Linked DNA regions of Homo sapiens: regions 2 and 3 are each linked to region 1. A link is a contact called in ENCODE Hi-C or POLR2A ChIA-PET data. All regions are on one chromosome and are shown on one strand. Each heading gives the region's core, a stretch centred on a gene start or an enhancer-like site at or near the end of the contact. The rest is flanking DNA. Distances are from core to core; before and after follow the strand shown. Region 1 has its middle 190 kb from the start of TSPAN5. Region 2 has its middle 48 kb from the start of TSPAN5-DT. Region 3 has its middle 30 kb from the start of TSPAN5-DT.

What was found. Hi-C counts contacts between places; a loop is a spot of excess contacts on that map. ChIA-PET counts read pairs that join two places held with the same protein, here RNA polymerase II (POLR2A). Pooled maps may share reads with other maps.
Region 2: a pooled map shows a loop between it and region 1 (3-fold over the local background). The contact joins two enhancer-like sites. A Hi-C loop is called at or near these places in 5 of 50 pooled maps. POLR2A ChIA-PET finds 5 or more read pairs at or near these places in 2 of 52 experiments (PC-9 and activated CD4-positive, alpha-beta T cell).
Region 3: a loop to region 1 is called in a pooled map, with 5 times the contacts of the local background. The contact joins two enhancer-like sites. A Hi-C loop is called at or near these places in 1 of 168 maps with a recorded cell type or tissue (Caco-2) and 5 of 50 pooled maps. POLR2A ChIA-PET finds 5 or more read pairs at or near these places in 1 of 52 experiments (AG04450).

The regions. Positions count from the first base shown.
Region 1 is chr4:98,466,095-98,469,476 of GRCh38, forward strand. No RefSeq gene overlaps it. Among named protein-coding and RNA genes, the nearest start is that of TSPAN5, 190 kb to the right of the region's middle. Within about 2 kb of position 1,642, at least 11 of the 41 ENCODE cell types and tissues checked have a DNase peak (open chromatin) inside an H3K27ac peak, as active enhancers do.
Region 2 is chr4:98,704,723-98,708,104 of GRCh38, forward strand. No RefSeq gene overlaps it. Among named protein-coding and RNA genes, the nearest start is that of TSPAN5-DT, 48 kb to the left of the region's middle. Within about 2 kb of position 1,614, at least 2 of the 41 ENCODE cell types and tissues checked have a DNase peak (open chromatin) inside an H3K27ac peak, as active enhancers do.
Region 3 is chr4:98,686,771-98,690,152 of GRCh38, forward strand. No RefSeq gene overlaps it. Among named protein-coding and RNA genes, the nearest start is that of TSPAN5-DT, 30 kb to the left of the region's middle. RefSeq lists a cis regulatory region at 76-502. Within about 2 kb of position 1,766, at least 5 of the 41 ENCODE cell types and tissues checked have a DNase peak (open chromatin) inside an H3K27ac peak, as active enhancers do.

The sequences.
Region 1 (3,382 bases), core at 392-2,891:
ATCTTGGCTCACTGCAAGCTCTCCCTCCTGGGTTCACACCATTCTCCTGCCTCAGCCTCCAGAGTAGCTGGGACTACAGGTGCCCGCCACCACACCCGGCTAATTTTTTGTATTTTTAGTAGAGACGGGGTTTCACTGTGTTACCAGGATGGTCTTGATCTCCTGACCTCATGATCTGCCTGCCTAGGCCTCCCAAAGTGCTGGGATTACAGGTGTGAGCCACCACACCCAGCTGATTGTTTTCTTTTTTACGTATTTTTTTTGTTTGAGTCAGGATCTTGCTCTGTTGCTCAGGCTGGAATGCAGCAGTGCAATCATGGCTCACTGCAGCCTCCATCTCCTAGGCTCAAGCAATCCTCCCACCTCAGCCTCCAACATAGCTGGAATTATAGGCTTGTGTCACCATGTCCACCAATTAGAAAAATTTTTTGTAGGGAGACGGTCTCACTATGTTGCCCAGGCTGGTCTCAAACTCCTGGGCTCAAGCCATCCTCAGGGTGAGTCTATAAAGTGAAAGCAAATTTATTAACAAAAAAAAGGAATAAAAGAATGGCTACTCCATAGACAGAGGAGTTCTCAGGGTTGCCAATTGCCCATTTTTATGGTCATTTTTTGATGATGTGCTAAACGAGGGGTGGATTAGTCATGTCTCGCCTTTCTAGACCATGTAGGGTAACTTCCTGACATTGCCATGGCATTTGTAAACTGTCATGGCGTTGGTGGGAGTGTAACAGTGAGGACGACCAGAGGTCACTCTCATCGCCATCTTGGTTTTTGTGGGCTTCTTTACTGCAACCTGTTTTATCAGCAAGGTGTCTATGACCTGTGTCTTGTGCCAACCTTCTATCTTATCCTGTGACTTAGAATGCCTAGCCATCTGGGAACATAGCCCAGTAGGTTTCAGCCTCATTTTACCCAGGTCCTATTCACAATGGAGTTGTTCTGGTTCAAACGCTTCTGACAAGACCAAAGCAAAATCCAGGTGATTCACACTGGTGGTATGTATGCATATATGTGTGTATTTCTAAGTACAGTGTGTAGAAGTAACACACTGGTGGTTTTAGAAGAAATATAAAGATGTTCTATTCCTTGTTTCTGGAGAGTTGCTCATTTTGAAGAGGAATTGAAGTGCAAACCAGGGTCCTGGGGCCTTTTGTCACAAAAACCTCTGAAGTTCCAATGGAGGGTGGTGTTCCCTGGGAGGGAGGGTGCAGAGCATTGTCCTCCCAGCCCCATTGAGGACACCTTTAGGACAGTGCCTCTGCCTGGAAGATGAGCAGCTTTAGGCAGTCACCATCGTCGTCTAGAAACCACATTTGAAAACTGGTGGGAGGACAAGGCCCAGCTCCATCCTGCCGCGATAAACTCCCAGCAGCAAGATCCCAAGCAGGATAGATGGTGATGGGAGCAAAACGTCCTGTTCTCTCATCTTTCCAAAACAAGCCTTGCCATTTTCAGGAGCGTGTAAAGGAAATAAAACACCTACCCGCCCTAAGCAGGCAACATAAGCTGTGTACCTTCAAGTTTCTCCAAAGCACAAGCGCCTCTGAACATACAGTGTTTTTATCCCTGAACTATTCCAACTCCAGTCCGGAGTGGTTTTACGCAGTCGACACTAGAGGGCAGGCCATTAAAACGTTCCCGTTCAAACGAGTTGCTCTGCAAATGCAAGAGCTGACACAGCACCTGAAGGTCCGCTCCGTATCTGAAAAGTAGCTTTCCCCCACGGAGAATGCAAGCGTGCGTTCGGTATGGGGCAAGAGCGTGGGAAGCCTGCTACTGCTTTCCTTTCGGGGCATATTTACAGTGAAAGCCCGTGAACTCGCCTGCTCTTCCCTTAGATTTACTTTACTTGGGAATTCCTAGAAGTGGAAAAATAAATCACAATGGCCAGTGCGGGTCCCCAGAGGTTTAGCCCCGGCTAATGGATAACAGGAAGGGACTAAATCAGCCTCCTCTCACCAGCGGCAAGTTTACAAGAGAACCACTCAGCATGAAAACGCCAAAGCAAGCTGTACTTAATCCCTCAAGAAGTCCTAAAAACTGTAATTTTATTAAGTTAGAGACAGGGTCTTCCTCTGCCAACCAGGATGGAGTGCAGTGGTGCGATCATACTTCACTCCTGGGCTCAAGCTGTCCTCCTGCCCCAGCCTCCAGAGTCGCTGGGAGTACAGGTGCATGACGCCAGGTCCAGCTAATTAAAAAAAATTTTTTTTTTCATTTTTTTAAGACACGGGGTCTTGCTATGTTGCCCAGGCTAATCTTGAATTCCTGTCCTCAAGCAATCATCCTGTTTTGGCCTCCCAAAGTGCTGGGATTACAGGTGTGAGCCAGCCACCTTGTCTGGCCTAAAACTGTAATTTTATAAACTCTTTGTGGCAAACCCCTCCAAACAAAAAGGCTCGGGTGAGTGTAAGGATGGCTTTGCTCCAAGTTCAGAGTTTGGCTTCTCCGCCGTGCTCCCTGCCCCCACCCACCCCCCCACCCCCATCTGACTGCCTTGTCTGTTATCATGTGTAGATTTTCTATGGATTTTATTGTGTCATCATGATAAAGCCAATGTTAATGTATTTTTCAGGCAAATGCTGCATTTTCCTCCTCAAAGACTAGGCTTCTCACTCTGGAATTGGGCAGCACCTAGAAGCAGCCCCATGGCCTCACTGGAGAGAGCTCTGGCCATGAAACCCTGCTGGCCAGCGTTTATAGAGGGCTTCCCAGTTCTTCATTGGAGGTCTAAACAGGATTTCCCTAGAGAAGGAGGGCTTCGTGGAATAAATGACAAAGGGAGTTGGGGTGGCCTGCCAGGTCACTGGGCTCCAGCTCCTCATTGTTCAGCCCACAGGCTTCCCAGGGCGCCTGTCCAAGCCAGCCGGAAACAGACGAAACTGCAAAATCACTCCATTCCTGCCCACACAAACACGGGGAAATGAATGATCACTTTGCACAAGAAACCTCCAAGAGACACTTTGAGGATCCCCTTGAGGAAAGGACAACTGGGACCTGTGGCAGGAAGAAGGCTGAAAGAAAAGTCCAGGTTTATTACTCCCTGGGAGAAGGAAGAGGAAGAACAAAGGAAATGCACTTCTTTAAGTACTTCATGATGCAAAATATTTTTAAATTCCTGAGTTCACATTTAAAAACTGTATATTTTTAAATTATAGGAGCAATGATGTTAGTGGTAACCAGCCCAACAACAGAAATAAAGAGAAATTTAATAAGCTTCCCCTAAAGTCTACCTTCTACACATTGAAGAAACTTCCTCCAAGTTTTTGAGTTTTATAGACAAAGCATCCTTTTACTTCTGAGCTGTCATTTTTTTTTCCTTTGTTGGCTTATAGTTTGCAACAAGCAAAGAGGGCCAATGTAGACAATAAGAAAACTC
Region 2 (3,382 bases), core at 364-2,863, 240 kb after region 1:
TCCTAGCCACTCTAGCCATGGCTGAAAGGGGCCAATGTAGAGCTTGGACCATGGCTTCAGAGGGTGCAAGCCACAAGCGTTGTCAGCTTCCGCATGGTGTTGAGCCTGTGGGTGCACAGAAGTCAATAATTGAGGTTTGGGAACCTCCACCTAGATTTCAGAGGATGTATGGAAATGCCTGGATGTCCAGGCAGAAGTTTACCGCAGGGATGGGGCTCTCCTGGAGAACCTCTGCTAGGGCAGTGCAGAAGGGAAATGTGGGGTTGGAGCTCCCACACAGAGTCCCTGCAGGGGCACCACCTAGTGGAGCTGTGAGAAGAGGACCACCATCTTCCAGACCCCAGAATGGTAGATCCACCTACAGCTGCACCATGTCCCTGGGAAAGCTGCAGACACTCAATTCCAGCCCATGAAAGCAGCTTGGGTAGGGAGGCTGTACCCTGAAAACACAAGGATGGAGCTGCCCAAGACCATGGGAAACCACCTCTTGCATCAACATGACCTGGATGTAAGACCTGGAGTCAAAGGAGATCATTTTGGAGCTTTAAAATTTGATTGTCCTATTGAATTTTGGACTTGCATGGGCCCTGTAACCCCTTTGTTTTGGCCAATTTCTCCCATTTGGAACTGTTGTATTTACCCAATGTCTGTATCTCCATTGTATCTAGGAAATAACTACCTTACTTTCGATTTTACAGACTCATAGGCAGAAGAGACTTGCCTTGTCTCAGATAAGATGTTGGACTGTGGCCTTTTGAGTTAATGCTGAAATAAGTTAAGACTTTGGGGGACTATTGGGAGGCCATGATTGGTTTTGAAATGTAAGGACATGAGATTTGAGAGGGGTAAGGGGTGGAATGATATGTTTTGGCTGTGTGTCCCCACCCAAATCTCATCTTGAATTATACTCCCATAATTTCGATGTGTTGTGAGAGGGACCCAGTTGGAGATAATTTAATCATGGCAGAAGTTTCACCCACACTGTTCTTGTGGTAGTGAATAAGTCACATGAGAGCTGATGGCTTTATAAGGGGTTTCTGCTTTTGCGTCATCCTCATTCTGTCTTTGCCTGCTGCCCATCCATGTAAGATGTGACTTGCTCCTCCTTGCCTTCCACCATGATTGTGAGGCTTCTCCAGCCATGTGGAACTGTAAGTCCAATTAAACCTCTTTCTTTTGTAAATTGCCCAGTCTCAGGTATGTCTTTATCAGCAGTGTGAAAATGGACTAATACACCCATGATTCAATTACGTACCAGGTCCTTCTCATGACACCTGGGGATTATGGGAACTATAATTCAAGATGAGATTTGGGTGCGGACACAGCCAAACCATATCAGGAAGAAAGTTATCTAACTACTTAGTAGCCCTGTTGATCTCCTGCCTCCCAGTCTGGTGTCCTCTCATTTATACATACTGGCTCTTCTCAGAGTATCATTTATTGGCTAAGCATTATAATAATGTGATCTCCCAGCAGAGAATACCTTTCTAGGACATATCAAAAAGGTAAACTCTAGAGTTTACTTAAACTCATATCTTCTGTATCAGTCAGGGTGAAGATAAGGTTAAGATAGGCAGGAAGCCACTACTACTGTTTGAGGGGAAGGGGAGGAAGTGGTCATTGGAACTTGAAGAGCTGTGGTTGTACAAGATGCAGCGATCTTTGGTAGAGAAATGTTGCTGTGCATTTACTGCTAACAAGGAGGTATCTGGTCAAGTAAGTGTACCTTCTTCTGGTCTTCTGTTGCTGATGCCTCCCATTGGATGAACCCGACTGGAAGTCAGAGGGCAAGAAAACCTGTTGATGTAGTCCATAGGACCCCAGAACATTGAGTAGAAGGGAAAGGGTAGAGAATAGGTTTGAAGGTGGCCTTATACCAAACTTCATTTTAAAAGTGAAAGCACTCAGAACCTGTATTAGTCATAGTTCTCTAAAGAAATAGAGCCAATAGAATATAGATAGAGAGAGAGCGAGATAGATAAACAGATAGATAGACAGAGATATAGATATATCAGAAGGGATTTACTTCGGGAATTGGTTCACTTGATTATGGAGGCTGAGAAGTCCCACAATATCCTGTCTGCAAGCTGAAGAACAAGGGAAGATGGTAGCATGGCTCAGTCCAAATCCAAGGGCCTGAGGACCAGGGGAGCCAACGGTGTAACTCTCAGTCCTAAGCTGACAGCTTGAAAATTGGGGAGTATCTGGTGCAAGTCCTGGAGTCCAAAGGCCCGGGAGTTCTGATGTCCAAGGGCAGGAGAAGATGGGTGTCCCAGTTCCAGAAGAGAGAGTGAGCAAATTTGCCTTTCTTCTGCCTTTTTGTTCTGTCAGGCCCTCAGTCAACTGGATGGTATGGGCCTGCACTGGGTGAGGAGGGATCTTCCTAGTCCAGTTATTCAAATGCCAGTCTCTTCTGGAACACCCTCACAGACATATCTAGAAACAATGCTTCATCAGAAGTTATCTGCATGTCCCTGAATCCAGTCAAATTGACACCTGAAATTAACCATCCTAGACACAAAGAATTAAATGACTTGTTGCATGTCATTGATAGATATTAGATTCTCACTGTATTTATGACCTAATAATTGGGTTCTATCCACATAGTGATGAAGAATGAGAATACAAGTCTAAACTTGGAAAATCTGCCACAAACAGAACACCTAAAAAAAGTTTTGTTTTTGAAAGAGAGTGATATGCACATCTTCCACAGAATTAGCATTCATTAGGAGTTTTTGTGCTTTGAACTTTGCAAGTCTGATTCATCACATGTTACAAAGAAAATAATCTTAAGATCATGAGTTTTCTTCCTGCTTCTGCCCTAATGATTATCACAGTTTATGGGACATTTAGGAGAAGCTGAAGCAGAGTATTACATTGGAGATGTTTAGTTAAATAAAACAAGATAGCTAAGTCAAAGAACCTTGTTGAAGAGAGTCACAGAATTGCATCCTCAAACATGGATTTTTCATAATTAAAGGACTTTGAGACAACTTTTCAGGCTCATAGAAGTCCACAAGATGGTTCTTAAAAAAATCGAGGTGACAAGACTTTTGAGCACAAAATACTGAAACTTTAGGGGAATAAAGCAAAAATTGTACTTTTTTTTTCTTTCAAGGAAGAGATACACTATAGTAATTAAGTAATTAAGTCTACATTCAAGAATCAAAATTCTTGAATCCAAACCCTGGCTTCATCATTTACTAGCTGCACAACTTTGGGCAAATGACTTTGTCTTTCTTTCTAAGCCACAGTTTTCCTATTTCTGAAATGTGAATAATTGCACCTATATCATTGAGTTATTCTGTCTATTTCTCCCTTCAATTCTGTCAGTTTTTGCTTCCTATATTTGATGGTCTGTTATTAAGTATGTAAATGTCTA
Region 3 (3,382 bases), core at 516-3,015, 220 kb after region 1:
GCCAAGTTGCTGAATAAGCCAGTTGGAAAATTTTTAATTTTATTGTATTAAAAGGGGGAACAGGATTGTGTGGCCAAATAATTGTGTGGTTTTGTAAATTTTAATTTTTCTTTTTATTTGCAACTCTCAGACCATGTCTGTGTATAAACACCAATATTAATTTTCACCCAACAGCTCTTCTGGCATCTAAAATGTTTGCTGTCACTGGTTCAGTTGAGATAATCATATCAGTAATGTCTAACCTCAGTCCCATTCCTGGGCCCCTGGAGAGAAGAGTTAATGGGATCAAGGCTGGCTCATGAGTTATCAGCTACTCCACGAAGCTGAGTCTCATAGATTAATGCAGAACTGGCAAGCTTAAAGTCCTGGGGAAAAGGCTGAAATGATACATGGGGATGGTTAAAAACAGTGGTAAACATTTGAAAATGAAGGTCTTAGGTATGGTATAGAGGGTAAAGCATCACAATTCCAAACAAAATTAAAGATATTGCACCTCTAATACATTACCAGAGGCTAGTAAATAAAGATTTAAAAAGAAGGAAAAAATATAACACCTAAGTATTCCTGATGTTTATTGAGGATGAAGAAAAAAATGAATAGAAAGAAAAGAAGGCAAAGACCAAAGAACCTTCCCTGGAAGAGCAGGGCTGTGCTTTGGCATCAGGAGCCAAACCCCACACCCACCTGTGCTAGCGGGCTCTACTACCTAGCTAGGAAGGACGGGGTGCTTGTGTGCTTGCTTCAACAGCTTCATTGAGCTGTTCACGTGCCTGAAGAGTCACCCATTTAAAGTATGCAATTTAGTGGTTTTTAGCATATTCCCAGATATGTACAATCATCACCACAATTTTAGAACGTTTCCTTCAGCTCAGAAAGCAACCTTGTACCCTTGAGCTCTGACTCTCATCCATTCTCCTGTTCATCGCCCAGCCCATGCAACCACTAATCTACTTTCTGTATCTATAGATTTTCCTATTCTGGACATTTTCTATAAATGAAAATGCGACTTTTGTGACTTATTGCACTTAGCATCGTGTTTTCAAGGTCCATCCATGCTGCAGTGTCTATCGGTACTTCATTTCTTTTTATAGCTGAATAATATTCTATTGTGTGGCTATGCCACATTTTGCTTATCCATTCAGCAGCTGAAGGACATTTGGGTTGTTTTCACTTTGGGACTATTGTGGATATTTTGAATAAACATTCATGTCGAGGTTTTTGTATAGACATATGTTTCCATTTCTCTTGTGTATGTACCTAACAGTGGAATTGTTGGGTCATGTGGCAACTCTCTGCCTGTTTGAGAAACTGCCAGGCTGTTTTCCAAAGTGCCTGCACCATTTTACATTCCAGCAGCAGCTCATAAGGTTTCTCTACAACCTCATCTATCATGTGTGCTCATCTTCTGGCTTTACATAGCTTCTTCTATGTGACAAGAGAAATGAGATAAAAATATAGGATTTGCTTTCTAGGCAAAAGAACCCACTGTTATTAATATCCTAAGAAATGCTTATTTTCTACTTTATAGTTCTAGTACAAATGTGAGCTGACTTTTTTTTCAGGATGTACTATAATAATTTGAGTGTTGAAGAGAAAATCCAATGCTGAATGTGAAATACGTAAAAAATATTTCCTGTGTTACCACTTAAGCAGTAAATAGCCCAAAGCCTCTCCCAATACCCCACCACCTCACCACTTTGAACTGGGCAATTCTTACTCATCTTTGAGTTCTCTGGATGCCTTCCCCAAGTCACTGGCTTGAGATAGGTCACCTTGGGGTGAAGCTCCCATGGCACCTCTACTTCCTCTGACAAAACGTGACTCAGAGTTTTGTTTTGTTATCATTATTCCATATCCGCCTTGTCCTCTAGTCTGTAAGGCACTGGGGCAGAGTGACCTTGGCTGTCTTTCCTACAGTATCTCCATCATCTAGCCATGTGTGTACTCCATAAGTATTTGCTGAATGAAGACGCAAAAAAGGTTTTCCACTAAGAAGTTTTCCTGCTTACTAAACTTTTCAGTGAATGTGTATAAATTAGGCTTCACTAAAGTGTTTGCTTTGTTTATGAAAAACCCAAGCTGCATCTTAGCTCTTTGGCACACTCCGAGAACAGGCTTATTTTACCAGCAAATTCCTCCCTGAGTCAGCTAATGCTAAGGTATGTTCAATACTTTTCTGAAAACGATCCTAATCTCCCCTAACAGAGGCCAGAGTGTAGCTGAAACAGCTCTTCTGACAGTTAGGAAGCTCTGATTCTGTCAGTCATTTTCTGTTCTTTATCATGTTTTTTTTCAAAGGAAAAAGCTGTTTTCCTGTGTGTGAGAACATTCTCTCTTATCTAATAATGCTCAATTGTCTTTCTGTTCCATTAGTGTGCAGGAAACCACCTGTCCAATTGAGATCAGAGCTGCAGATGTCAAAGTGTCTCATTTTATATAGATGTGCAGCTGTCAGATCAGAGATCAAAGGCTTCTCTTTAATGAAAACAAGTCATCTTTACCAACATGACTGTAGAATTTATACGAATACAGTTATCTGGATTGAATGATTGGCATTCATCTTTTTCAAGCTCCCATCATTTTAACAATGACTTGGCTCTCCCAACTTCCTCAAGTAAAGAACGAGGCAAACATCCTAACCTCTGCTCCCTCTCCTCTAATTCTGCTCCTATTTCTCTGGTCCCTGTACCAGAGGATTCATAATGGTCTCCCATGGGTCATGCTTGAGAGAGTTTTATTTGACCAAATGCATATAAAAAAAATTGTTGGGATTAAGGGCCAGTATTTTCAAATTGGAAGATTTCACATAAAAATCAGATCTCCAATTTTTCTTGAAAAATCAGGCAGTCCCAACACTGAGTTGTATTCTCAAAGACGAATATTGTAGTGTAGTCACTAAGGTGGTTTCCAATGATGCTTACCTCCTGGTTTGCATGCCTTTGTCAAATCTCCTCCCCTTGAGTGTGTGGTGAACTTGGCTCACTTCTAATTAACAGAATCCAGCAACAATGATAGGATGTCACTTCTGAGATTGGGTTACAAAAAGACTGCCTTCCATCTTTCTTCCTCGCTTGCTCTGGAGAGGCGCTGACTGCCCTATTATGAGCTGCCTTAAGGAGAGACCCATATGAAAAGGAACCAATTCCATCAGCCACCAGCCACCAGGGACCTGAGGCCTGCCAACAACCACATGAATGAGTTCAGAAGTAGATCCTCCCTCAGTTGAACCTTAAGCCAAGACCACAGACACAGCTGACACCTTTATTATTGTCTTGTGAGAGACCATGGATTAGAGGACCCAGTTAAACCATGCCTGGATTCCTGGCCCACAAAAACTGTGAGAAAATATGTTTGTGTTTTAAGTCAATACGTGTTGGGGTAA